Linked DNA regions of Homo sapiens: region 2 is linked to region 1. The links are chromatin contacts, found by Hi-C or POLR2A ChIA-PET in ENCODE. All regions are on one chromosome and are shown on one strand. The core of a region is the stretch at or near the end of the contact, and the rest is flanking DNA. Distances in the headings are between cores, read along the strand shown.

Region 1 (6,818 bases), core at 1,451-3,950:
TGGCTTTAAGTATGTTTACATTGTTGTGCAATGATCACCACCATCCTTCAGTCCATTTTAACCATATCCACACAGGGTGGCTTGGGAACTCCCTGACATTACTTTTCTGAAAAGGAATGAATTGGTTCTCTCTTATTTTGATATAACTTCCACAGCAGTTGTGGAAACAGTGTAGTGATTAAAATTATGGGGTCTGAAAGAGGCTAGCCCGTCTGGGTTCGAATCGCATCTCAGCTACTTACTAATTGTGTGACCTTGGGTAAGTTACTTAATTTCTCTAACCCCCATATAAACACATTTATCTGGAAAATAAGAATGGTTTATGGTAGTTATCATATAGGATTGGAAGTGGAATTTAGATGAGAATTCATGTAAATAGATTAGTTCATAGTGAACACTTAATAAATGATAGGGAATAGGGAATTTTTTTTTTTTAATTGAGACAGGGTTCTCCCTATGGTGCCTAGGCTGGTCTCGAACTCCTAGACTCAAGCAATCCACCTGCGCTGGCCTCCCAAAGTGTTGGGGTTATAGGTGTGAGCCACCGTACCCATCCCGGAATAAGGAATTTTAACAACTGAATAGATTATTTCTAAAAATAAAAGGAAAGTTTCAGAAAGGACCCAGACTTTGGGATAAATACCGTAGGCTCACAGAAGGCTCATTTTCCCATAGCATATAGGGTATAATAGGCAAGAGAACTGAATGGATTCTTCAGTATTCCCCAGAAATCCCCAAGTCCACATGGGAAACGAGCTTAATGATGAAACATCTATATTCAGGAGTTAAGGGCATGAACCTTTATACCTGAAGGTATAAAAACTTGGTCAGTAATTTTCATTCTAAATGGATTAAGCCATACAGCCAATAACACCAAATAACAGTGTTCTTTTCTCAATTCTCATAAAACTTAAAGTCAACAGAATTTTCTCAAATGTAAGTTTTCCCCTCCTACATACTTGTCTTAAACCTCTGGGGACTGTTACTGCTTCTCTGTTACTTAGCAGGTTTCATGGATGCCCAAATACATCCACAAGTAGGAACTCAAAACCTAGGAAAATACAGAACCAGCTGAAGCTTAATACCTTGTTTTCTTTATGGCCATGTGTGCTTATGGTTATGGTTTTATGTGTTTATTTTCATTTTTATTTTTTCCAGACGGAGTCTCGCTCTGTCGCCCAGGCTGGAGTGAAGTGGCACGATCTCGGATCACTGCAAGCTCCACCTCCCAGGTTCACGCCATTTTCCTGCCTCAGCCTCCTGAGTAGCTGGGACTACAGGCGCCCGCTACCACGCCCGGCTAATTTTTTTTGTATTTTTAGTAGAGACAGGGTTTCACCGTGTTAGCCAGGATGGTCTTGATCTCCTGACCTCGTGATCCGCCCACCTCGGCCTCCCAAAGTGCTGGGATTACAGGCGTTAGCCACCGCACCTGGCCTGGTTTTATGTGTTTTATGGCATGAAAATGTTAAAACTCAAAACTATCTAAAATTGAAATTGCTCTTACCCTACATAAGAAATAGAGTAGATCATTATTTCCTATAGTTTTGCGAAGAACGCCACACTGCTGGTGCCCTATTAGCCTGAGTCAGTCCCTTCCAGCCTCTGAATCTATGCTTATTAGATGTTTTCAGGAGTACTGGGCTGTTTGTTTCTAAGACAAACTGCAGTAAGCCTTTACTTAAGTATTACATTGTGCTACATTAAAAATTGCAGGCAGCTTGATGTTTTCTCTTTTTAAAATTAACTCTCCAAATTGATTTCAATGTCCTTAAAGAAACAAGCAAGTCCTTAAAAACAGTATCTTAAAAGCTTACCCATGATAATGTCCTCTAAATATCCAACCACAGCATCAAATTCTGCATCAGAGGCGGAGGAGCTGAAAAACATGCCTGGATTAGGTGCTATTTCAAATAATGCATTAAAAAAATGTTTTTAGTATGGACGTTTTCAAACATGCACAAGAGAAAAAAGAGTAGCAAAACGAACTTCCCATCACCCATCTTCAACGATTAAGAATGACTGACTGATCTAGTAAGTCCAAACAGAAGAAAACACACTCGGCACGTTTGTGACATGAACGTTCAATGTCATGACTCCACTTTAATAAAAACTTGTTCTCCAGGCTCTTAGCTATCACCCCATACCTGTCTGCTTGTGAGCATGAACCCGGCACGGGCGAAACACCTGCCGGGGGGGGTCATTTGGTCAGGAGTCCGGGAGGCGGGGGCCAGGGAGGGGTGGAGGGGCCTCGGGCGCTCAACCCCTCCAGGCTTTGCTGACAGCTGAGGGTTGGCGGCTGGGGATTGTGATGGAGGCGCTGATCAACGGTGACACCCGCCTCGCACTCCTGTCCTGCGGGGCCTGAAACCTGCAGCCTTAGTACTCTACAAAAGGAAGGCCTGGAGCTGGGACGGCGCCTTGGCGGCCCCCACCCTGCCCGGCCCGGCCCGGCCCGGCCCCTAAGGACACCTGTTTTATAGGGTCAGGCCCCGGGGCGAACGCCCGCTGCCTCCGGCCCCAAGTCGCCTGCGCCCTGGAGGAGCTACTCACAAAGACAGCGCAAAGCTCTCTCCTTCTAAGGCGTCCATCGCAGTCGCCCCGAGTAGGCTCCAACCCCGCCCGCGGCCCAACTCGCATGCAGGGCGCGGCCGCCCGGCGGGGTTAAGGCCTCTCAGCCAAGGCCGCGGCCAGCTCACTGCCAGGTCGGGTCAGCGCCTGCGCGCCAGGTCCGGCCTTGGATACCCTCTGCCGCCACGCGTCGGTCCGGCCTCTACGCCCGCCTGGCCCTCTGCGCGCGCCGCCGACGCCGCAGGTCCGGGCCTCGGTGACTGCCGGAGGGGCGCGGCGCCCCGCCTCCTGTCACCATGGCCACCGCAACCCCTTCCACCGCCTCACGGCCGGCCGGCATCCAATCACAGGCGAGCGTTACCGATGCCGGGGCGGGGCAAGACAGGGAGAGGAAGTCCCGGAAGGGAGTGCGGAGGGATGCGGCGCTTCGGCGAGCACCCGTTGTGTGGGAACTCCGTCTCAAGTCGCCCCCATTGTACGGATGAAGGAATCGAAGCCACGAGCCAGAATTTCCTCACTCGCAACTCGAGAATAAATTGCGCCTCCCTGAGTGTGGAGGATTAAATAAGTAGTTTAAGGCGTGTTTAAAGAGCGCTTGTAAGTTGCCAAGTCGCTGGAGAGCCAGTCCCTTATCCCTTGAACCAGGTGATGCTGACGTCTGATTTCAAGACAGTTCCTACCCCTCGTGGAAGGAAAGCCCCATCGCAAGAAGTCGATGTCCTGTAATTTACGTTATAATCTTCGCATCATAAAGATTACTCGGCAGTAATTGGTTTCTTGACTAATTATACAAGATGAGAATTGAAGAACTATTTTGAGCCACGCAATCAGGAATCAGATACCTTTCAGGAAAAGGCCTCTTCAAAACTGCCAAACTTTGAAAAAGGATTCGTTTGAGCTGATTTCTCTTGATTGGACAACTAAGCATTGTGTCTCTTTAGTTGCATGATACCTTATGGCCAAAGTGTGGTATATGACTAGAGGAACTAGAGGGGTTTAAGGTATGAACTGAGGGTCAGGTGGCCAGTCAGAATGGGTTAGCAGACATTTTTTATTTTTTTGAGACGGAGTCTTGCTCTGTCGCCCAGGCTGGAGGGCAGTGGCACGATCTCGGCTGGCTACAACTTCCGCCTCCCAGGTTCAAGCGATTCTCGTGCCTCAGCCTCCCGAGTAGCTAGGATTACAAGTACGTGCCACTATGCCCGGCTATTTTTGAATTTTTAGTAGAGACAGGGTTTCACCATGTTGGCCAGGCTGGTCTCGAACTCCTGACCTCAGATGATCCACCTACCTTGGCCTCCAAAAGGGCTAGGATTACAGGTGTGAGCCACCACAACCGGCCTAGCAGACATCTTTGAATGGACTTAAAATAGATATCCGTGGGATCTGAAACAAAGATGGTTACAAAGACACAGTCGGGTGTGACAGCTGTGACCAAGGTGACATAAATTATTACTAATTTATTTATTTATTGAGATGGAGTTTCGCTCTTACTGCCCGGGCTAGAGTGCAATGGTGCAATCTCGGCTCAACACAACCTCCGCCTACCGGTTTCAAGCGATTCTCCTGCCTCAGCCTCCCGCGTAGCTAGGATTACAGTCATGCGCCACCATGCCTAATTTTTTTGTGTTTTTAGTAGAGATGGGGTTTCTCTATGTTGGTCAGGCTGGTCTTGAACTCCCGACCTCAGGTGATCCGCCCGCCTTGGCCTCCCAAAGTGCTGGGATTACAGGCGTGAGCCACTGCGCTCGGCCTATTTATTTTTTGAGAGGGAGTCTTGCTCTGTTGCCCAGGCTGGAGTGCAGTGGCGCAATCTCGGCTCACTGCAATCTCTGCCTCCCGGGTTTAAGGGATTCTCCTGCCTCAGCCTCCTAAGTAGCTGGGATTACAGGCGCGTGCCACCACACCCGGCTAATTTTTGTATTTTTAGTAGAGACAGGGCTTCACCATGTTGGCCAGCGTGGTCTCGAACTCCTGACCTCTGGTGGTCTGCCCGCCTCGGCCTCCCAAAGTGTTGGGATTACAGGCGTGAGCCACCGCACCCGGTCAGGTGACATCAATTATGAGTTACTCTGTTTAGCACCAAGTGGAAGATAGGCATTTAAAAAGATTTGCTGAATTACTGGACTGAGTTGTTTAGTCAAGCCCTGGTCACACAGCTTACAGCAAACTCAGAGAGTTTCTTCATGACCTACTTTCTCTATATACCACACATTTCTGGACAAAATGAATTTGCCTACCCTTCCTAAGTCATTGATGGAGTGGAGGAGGAACACACCTTGATTTAATCTGTTCTGGTTATCTATTGCTGTTACAAACCACCTGAAAATTTAGTGGCTTAAAACCACCATTTTGCTCACTAATCTGTAATTTGGGCAGGGCCAGCTAGTCTCTATTCCAGTTGGTGTCGGCTGGGGGCAGCTGGAATGGACTAGAGGAGCTTCCTCCAAGGAGTTTACTCACATGGCTGGCAAATTAGTGTTGGCTCTTGGCTCTCAGTTGTGGACATTGGCCAGAGAACTGGGGCCGGGGTTTGGGGGGTTTCAGTTCCTCTCCATCTATAGGATTCAGGGGATTCTTGGGTTTTCTCACACCATGGTGCTGGGTCCAAGAGCAAGTGTTTCAAGACACTGAAATGTAAGCTGGCAGTCACTTAAAGACCTGGTACTGGAAACTGGCACAATAGCCCTTCCACTGTGTTCCACTGATCAAGCAGACCCAGAGCCACCCAAATTTAAGGAAAGTAGACATAAACCTCATTTCTTGACGGGAGGGATGTCAAATAATTTGTGGCCATCTTTTAATCCATTTCACCAACCTTACTGACTCTAGGAACAAATGGGGATAAAGATAAAAAGTACCCACTCAAGGATGTATCAGATAGTGTGCTAAACATTTATAAATACATTGTCTCCTTTTGAAATATTTGAGACCTTACAAAAACAAAAAACCGGTATGAGGTGGGTAGTATCTCCATTTTACAGACTGGGAAACCAAGCATTAGTGGGACCTGGGTCCAGTCCCACTCCAAAGGGCCTATTTCAACCATCATGCTATATAGCCCCTAATCCCTGGGTTGTTAAACCATATTCTTGGAAATCAGAACGTTTTCTCCTGAATACAGAATGGCCTTTTTCCACTTGTAGCAAAACTAAAAATTGACTTGAATACACTAAATGTTTTTCCATTAATACTCATTTTTAAAATCCTTTGATTGGGGGTTGGCACTAGGAATTCTTCTGAGTGAATAAATAGCAAAAGGTAAATGATGGGCAATATTGGAAAGAGCTGATCTTAGGTGGATGGTTTGTTTTCATGGATACACATTCAAGATGGTTGAAACTTGTGCAAAAGTCATTTTCTGCCAGTGAAATTGTGTCAGTTTTGTGACTGAATCAGTTTCCTGGCACTCTGCAAATGGCACCATGACTTTCTTCTGCTCTATGTTATTTTAAAAAGGGGCAAATTCATTAAAAAACTTTTTTGGCTGAAATGCTGGATTTCCCCAGTGAATCACCTGACAAAATACCATAATTTTTTGTTTTTCTCCCTGGTAACAATTTATCAGTAGTAAAAGTCTAGCTTTTAATTTCTCTTAAATGCTTACATTCAGTTCAGAATATGGATGTACGACTTTACGCTTCCACATAGCTTGCTAACCCCTAGTTTTTTCTTTGATAGGGAGTTCCTGTCTTTCCCTTTGAGGTGGCTCCAAGTTTACAATTTAGCTTCCATCCTGGATGATTTGATCAATTTAATATTGAAGCCCTTTTGTTTTATGATCTAGAACTTAAGAACAGGAAACGTAAACCACCCTAGGAACAAAGTTCAAGGGTAGATTTTTAGAAAGCTGTTACACTCCTGCATTCCTTTGCCTGGCAAATTATTAATTCCATCTATTTTTCCTTCTCTCCACTAAATGTACAGACTACCTTTAGTTTCAGCTGGACCACACATTTCTTTACTGGTCTATTTCCATTTTTTTGCTTGTCCTTTACCCCCAGCCCACCCCACTCCTCCATTCCATTCTCCAAATAGAAGCCAGAGCCATCTGTTAGAATTATCAAGGCACTTCCATGCTTAAACACCTTTGCCTTCTACTGCACTTAGTATAAAACAGAAAATCCTTCACATAGCCTTCATGAGCAGTTCCCTGGCCTCTCCAACACTGTAGCATTACCTATTCTACCTACTTGCTTCCTATTTTTCCAGTTACAGGGGCCTTCCATCGGATCCCCAAACCCACT
Region 2 (6,611 bases), core at 3,030-5,529, 1.3 Mb before region 1:
TACTAAGCTGGCATGTTTAAGGAAATTGTATTTTTCTTCCTATTTATTTCAACACTGGACAAATGCTGGAGCAGGTTTATCTGGTTAAGCTGAGTTTAAAATACCCAGTTTTAATATCCTTTTCCCCCAGGTATTTTTTTTTTTTTTTTAAAGAAAATGAGTAGATACGTATTTAAAAACTTAACCCACTTAAAATTTGCCTTACCTTTCATGACTGTCAAGTTTTATGGCCAGAGAGGACAAAACAGTTCAAAATTAAATAATTGAAGTCCTCCTTGAGTGATGTCTTAGGGTTTATTCCCTGAGAGGTGGTTTGTGCCATCTAGACTGAACTTTGGGTAACTATCGAGTACCAGTTACACAGCTTATTAAATCCAGAGTCTTTTCAATAAAGGTTAAGTGACTTCCTCAAACTAGACTTAGATTTAAACCAGGGGTCTACCTCCAAAGTCTATTATTAAATGCTGAAACACAACAAGACTTACTTATTACTACCGTATGTCCACTGGCTTTGGTTAAAACTGAGAACAAAACATCTGTAACATGCTTTAAGTAACAATTAGCAGTGATTCCCAAGTCTGCTGTTCTCAATCCTAAAACACATCACCCTTACCTGAGTTAATCCTAGCACACCAACTTTGCTACTTTTCCTCTTGGTGTTTAGTAAGCAAAAGAAAGATCCAAATTTTCCTCTTTTTCAAACATCAATGAGTATTAGCTTAGAATAAAGTTCTTATTGCTGTTCCTTCAGGGAACAGGGAAACTGCTAACTTGTCAGCTCCAACAACTGATGTAAGATCATCTTCTGACCATAGCGAACCTGTAAGGCTTGCTGTTCCCTCCAGCTGAGTTTCGCATAGACTTCCTTATTACTGAGTAAACCTTGGTCAGTTTTTAAGTCTGTGGCATAGGTCTGCAAAGTCAGTAGAACACTGTTTTGAAGCAGCTGTCTCCACGATGCTTTGAGCTTGGGAATATTTGTGATCGTCAGGCTGCCCTCTTCCCTTTTATCATCTCCCCCTCCATCCTGGTCTTTAAGCTCTCTGAACTCCTCAGCAGGCATGCACAGTACCTAGAAGCAACCACAGAGCTCTTTAATTAGATGTACTGCTTTTGTACTTCTGAAATGACTCAGGAGACTAAACTCATCTTAGCATTTATTAAAAATCCCACATTTCCTCTCTCATCTTCTAGCTATTTTGCTTTAAATACTTAGATTATCAGCATTAAATGGCCATTTTCAGCCGTTTACCTTTAGTGTGGTGGTCAGCTCCTCTTCAGTCAGCACCTCCTCCCTCCCTATCACAAAGGCTCCCTCTTCCCCTACCATCTCCAGTTTGCATAGGAAATCCCAGCGCTCGTACACTAGGTGCCTTTCAGCTTCAGTTTTTGTTCCTGTAGATGAAACAGCAATGTGAAAGTCTCAGTACACCCAAGGGTTCATTTCTTCTTTAGTCTGCCACCCAGTCTACAAAGTCAACTGCTATTTAGCAAAGCTATTTAACCTGAGGCATGGGTATAGACACACCATCAGTGTCAAATATTGAGTTAATGATACACTCACCCTGTAATGCTGCCTCACGAACTGTCACCATCTGAATGTCAGCTGTGTCATCTGTGTTGTCAGGATATGGTTCAACAAAACCGTACATATGAATCAGTTGCCAGTTAGCCATTTGCCCATAAGTGTTGAAAATCTCATGGCCTTTAGGAATGGGCTGAGTGGCTACCATCCGAAGACAATTCTGAGGTGAAAGGGAGAAGCTGGGGCCATGCCTTTCACGGGCCAGCCCCATGAAGATTATTTCCACTTAAGAAGAGCCTTCAGCAGGTGTAGTTCAGCCATGACTGATGCTGTTAACTACCAAAGTTCTACCTTTAGTTCCTGTTAGACCCTAAACTGTGAAACAAAAAAGGGTTGGGCTAACTTTAAAAGGCCAGCTTCATGTTTAACTGGGTGGATTTCTGCACAGTCCTCTTCAGCACTTAAAAAGTTGCTAGCTTTAAAAACGAAATTTTCGGCCAGGCGCAGTGGCTCACACCTGTAATCCCAGCACTTAGGGAGGTCAAAGTGGGCAGATCACCTGAGATCAGGAGTTCAAGACCAGCCTGGCCAACACGGAGAAACCCCATCCCTACTAAAAAATACAAAAATTAGCCGGGCATGGTGGCAGGAGCCTGTAATTCCAACTACTCGGGAGGCTGAGGCAGGGAGAATTGCTTGAACCCAGGAGGCGGCAGTTGCAGTGAGCCGAGATCACGCCACTGCACTCCAGCCTGGGCGACACAGTGAGACTCCGCCTCGGGGGGGAAAAAATGGAACTTTCGCAGATCAAAGTGGGAAAGGAAAATGGAGGCAAGGATTAAGAAATAACCATACTTACTAATTTCTGATCCTATAAATGTGCCATCTTTTCAGGCTACTTTTTATATAGAATAGAGCTGGTATAAACACAGCTTTATATCAGTTCTAGGATCGTCTTAGACCTTTGGCCTGTGAATGTCCTCATCCCTCCAAAACACGGAGACTATCACTGTTCCAGGCTGCTATCCACAGAGCCACACACAGTCTGGGCTCACTGATGTGATCAGCCAGAAAGGAATGAAACATGGCTATGCAGACCACTCAATGTCTAGCACTAAATAAATGATGGTAGTATAGTTTATCAGAGGATTAACCACAACTTACTTTGAGGACTTTAAAATGTTTCGCATTCAAATGATTCTACAGTAATATGCATACTAAAAGGACATACAGGAGGAGCTGATTTCACCTACTCATTTTGTAGCACTAGTAAGAGAATGGAGCCTAAGACACAATGGCTTGAATCATGCTCAATCAGTGCACCAAGAGAAACTCCACTCACCGCAGAGTATTCTAGATTGGCGTTGTGATTGGCTAAGTGGTTTAGTATGTCTGCAGCAGGCACCATCACGGGGGAGTTGGGCTCCTTTTCATCCTCTTCTTCCTCCAGTGGTTCCTGAAAGCTGCCATTGACAGAACCTGGCTAAGGCCCTGTCTTGGGTGAGGGACTGGGGGTGGATTTCACTGTTTTTCCACTTTTGTCCCTCTATAGAGTTGTAAAGAAAAGGGTTCCGTCCTCAGAGGCCCCACCCACTGACCTATAGGCCATCACAAGGGCCACCAGCTGGTGGTAGAGTTCTAGGGAGCGAACCCTGAGGCTGAAGAGATCGGGGTGGGCTTCCATGAAGGGCAGCACGATGGACTGGTACTCGCTGCGGATGTTGGCCAAATCCTTCTCCACGGCCTCAGGTACGCCTGTGCCCTGGAGCAGGCACCGGCGCTCCTCCTCTGGCCTGCAGGGACACCCACACCCAGGTTCCCTTCATTCCTTCACACACTTTACTGGGTAGGACTGGTGCAGGGGCGGGGAAACTTCTTGCAGCAGGCTACGGTGCAGGCGCTCCCCAACCCCTCCCAAGGCTCTCACCAGAACATCGGGTGCTCCAAGCGGCCCAGCTCGGGCCAGAGCGCAAAGTAGGGCCTCCAGCGTGAGGCCGGGGCCTGCAGCTCGTGGAGCAGCGCCAGCAGCAGTGGCACCCAGCCCGACTGGCTCTGCAGCGCAACTCGCTCTGAGGAAGACACAGGTGTGAGCGCCCCGGCGCGGCCTCGCGGGCCGGGCCCGCCCCGCCCCGCCCCGCCCCGCCCCAGGGCCCTAGCCCGCCGCCGTGCCCACCTCGCTCCAGCAGGCCGCCGATGGAGCAGGTGTGCTGCGACAGGAGCGCGGCCCGCGGCACCACGAACAACAGCTCTCCGGCCTGCACGCTCTCCCGGGCCACCATGCCGTAGCCGGCCACCGTGCCCTGCCGGCTGACCGCCACCTGAGCAGGAGGGCTGGTCAGGGCAGCCCGCGCCCCGCCGCGGGTCCTCCGCCCGCCGGCTCGCTCGCTCACCTTGGGACTCAGCTCCAGCCCCACCCGCCGGCACCAGCTCAGGAAGCAGGCCACAGGATCCAGGTCGCCGCCGTCCACGGGCCCCGCCACCTGAGATAAGTGCGCGCAGTGACCAGGTCCGACCCCCAGAGAGGCCGCTGGGAACTGCAGGAGACCGCGGCGCGAGCGCAGAACGGGCTTTGGGTGGAGGAGGGGACGAGCGGAGAGGGGCGCGGGACCCGCGGGAGGGAGCGGAGGGGGCGCAGGCGGACGGTTCTGCGAACGGAGAAGGGGTGAGGCGCGGAGGAAAAGGCTGGACCCCGCGCCCGCCACTCACCCGTGGACGCTTCGCCTGGGTCGCCATGGTCTAAGAGCGCGTTTCCTCGCGGGCCGGCGCACCGCGCGGTCACTTCCGGCGTCTCTGGCCCCGCCCCGGCGCCGGAACCACGTGGTGCCTGTTTTGTCGTCCACGCTGCAGACTGGCCGGAGTTACCGCGGGCTGGAATCGTTCCTCATGAAAACATCTTGAGTCCAGGATCTCCAATTGCACTCACGCGCTGCGAGTGCAGAAGGAGAGTCCCGTGCCGCTTGGCGCCTGGTTCTGAGCCAGGTACAGCCCTGGCCTTCGGTCTGTCCCCGAGGGCTGAGGCTTCTTGCGGTCTGGGTGCAAGAACAAAATACGGTTTCTGGATCGGAAGCCGAGGGTCTGGTGGCCGGCCGGTGGTGAGCGACGCAACTGGGCGGCGAGCGACCTCCTGATCTCGACCCCTTGTTGCCGATGGCCATGGAACCCTTTTACTGGTGGTATTCGTTCAGAGCAGTTTTCGTGTGTGTTTCAGAGTGGCGTGGCCTAGAGGGCTCCTGGATCTAGAATAGATCCTCTCTGCCCTTATTTGCCAGTACATCCTCGTTTTTAATCTGCTGCATAGCACGTGGTGGGTTTTATTAGCTGACATAGTAGGGACTCAATATCTACCTATTGGGTAAATAAATGAATAAAACAAATGGTGGTTAAACCTGGGGAAGTAGCATGCTGTTAAATGTAAGAAAATGAGGCTGTGAATATAGAGGTTACAGGAATGGGTTTTGAAGCCAAGCAACGCCGCAGCTCAACACTCAGTTTTTTTTTTTTTTCCTTTTTTTTTTTTTTTTTTTTGGCGCGTTGGGGAGACGGGAGTCTCGCCCAGGCTGGAGTGCAGTGGTGCGATCTCGGCTCACTGCAACCTCCACCTCCCGGGTTCAAGCAATTCCCCTGCCTCAGCCTCCCAAGTAGCTGGGACTACAGGCGTACGCTGCCATGCCCAGCTAATTTTTTGTGTTTATTTTTAGTAGAGTCGGGGTTTCACCGCGTTGCCCAGGCTGGTCTCGAACTCCTGAGCTCAGGCAATCCCCCCGCCTCGGCCTCCCAGAGTGCTAGGATTACAGGCGTGAGCCACCGCGCGCGGCCTGGTCTGTTACTCAGGCAAATCCTTTTTCCTGAACCTTAGTCTCCTCACCTGCGAAACTAAGATAATACCTACTCTGTAGAATTAATGTAAGGATTGGTATGTTGACTAAAGAAAAAATATTAAGCTTTTAAATAATTAAAATTAGTTTTATTTAGAAGCCTTATTGAGGACTATAGACTGAGGCCTGTAGCCCAGGAGTAATCTTGTGAGGCTCCTCTAACACGGTATTTTAGTTTAGGTTATACATAGGTGAAGATTTAGTATGTGTAAAATCATATCAAAGTTTAGGGATAAGTATATCTGGTTATAGATTGCAGAGTATAATCATTAACCCTGTCAGACATGATCGTATGTTTAGGAGAAGGCAAAGAGTAGGTCATTTATCTTTGAAGGAATGTAGTGACTCAGGCAAGAGATTTGGAGGGCAGGGGTGTTTTGTTTTGTCTTTAAGGCATTTTTTTCTGGAGAGCTGTATTTTGTTTTTTTGTTTTATTTTGAGGCAGAGTCTTGCTCTGTCATCCAGGCTGGAGTGCAGTGGCACGATCTCCACTCACTACCACCTCTGCCTCCTAGGTTCAAGCGATTCTCCTGCCTCAGCCTCCCGAGTAGCTGGTATTACAGGCACGCGCCACCATGCTCAGCTAATTTTTGTATTTTTAGTAGAGACGGGGTTTCACCATGTTGCCCAGGCTGGTCTCGAACTGCTGGCCTCAAGTGATCTGCCCGCCTCAGCCTCCCAAAGTGCTGAGATTACAGGCTTGAGCCACCGTGCCTGGCTGAGGAGAGCTGTATTTTGTCACAGAGTCAGGGGAGAAATGAGCACATAAGCAGAAATGAGCACATAAGGCTTTTAATGTTTGTGACATTCTCATCTCACCGGTAAAATAATGTGACGTGTACTGGAAATAGAAAGATGGGTGGAGACCATCCTCTCCTAGCACCCTCAACCCAAAACCCAAGCAGCACCAGCAGCCCCTGCCCAAACATTCTGTTTCTCCAAAAGCCTCCCATGATGGGCATGGCATCACCACACTGGAATTCTTCTTAGGTTCTTTATTAGTTTTTCAGCACAGTTAACTCTTTCTACGTTGACTAGAGTTTTGTTTTACATTTTATCATCTCATGACAGCAGCCACCAGAATACACAAAATTAGGCTCTTTACTTTGTGCGGAGAAGAAAATAATAAACATTAAAAGTTCACCTTGACCAAAGAGACAACCTCCAGAAGAACACCACACATGGGAGGACCCGATGTACACACACACACA

Evidence for each region. Hi-C counts contacts between places; a loop is a spot of excess contacts on that map. ChIA-PET counts read pairs that join two places held with the same protein, here RNA polymerase II (POLR2A). Pooled maps may share reads with other maps.
Region 2: a loop to region 1 is called in a pooled map, with 5 times the contacts of the local background. The contact joins the promoter of SETD6 here to the promoter of ARL2BP in region 1. A Hi-C loop is called at or near these places in 4 of 50 pooled maps. POLR2A ChIA-PET finds 5 or more read pairs at or near these places in 2 of 52 experiments (activated CD8-positive, alpha-beta memory T cell and endothelial cell of umbilical vein).

Annotation. Positions count from the first base shown.
Region 1 is chr16:57,241,141-57,247,958 of GRCh38, reverse strand. It overlaps ARL2BP (ARF like GTPase 2 binding protein), which reads right to left and starts at 2,700. Exons shown (of 6, transcript NM_012106.4): 1 at 2,554-2,700; 2 at 1,818-1,879. The coding sequence starts at 2,591. It overlaps LOC124903697 (a long non-coding RNA gene), which reads left to right. Exons shown (of 2, transcript XR_007065082.1): 2 at 1-2,144. RefSeq lists silencers at 2,302-2,511, 2,602-2,981.
Region 2 is chr16:58,513,185-58,519,795 of GRCh38, reverse strand. It overlaps SETD6 (SET domain containing 6, protein lysine methyltransferase), which reads right to left and starts at 4,279. Exons shown (of 8, transcript NM_001160305.4): 1 at 4,232-4,279; 2 at 3,699-4,005; 3 at 3,453-3,594; 4 at 3,124-3,318; 5 at 2,868-2,988; 6 at 1,565-1,745; 7 at 1,253-1,395; 8 at 1-1,072. The coding sequence starts at 4,258. The coding sequence ends at 767. NDRG4 (NDRG family member 4) reads right to left here. Exons shown (of 15, transcript NM_001242835.2): 15 at 6,177-6,611. RefSeq lists enhancers at 2,406-2,575, 3,225-3,394, 4,435-4,604 and a silencer at 3,655-4,314.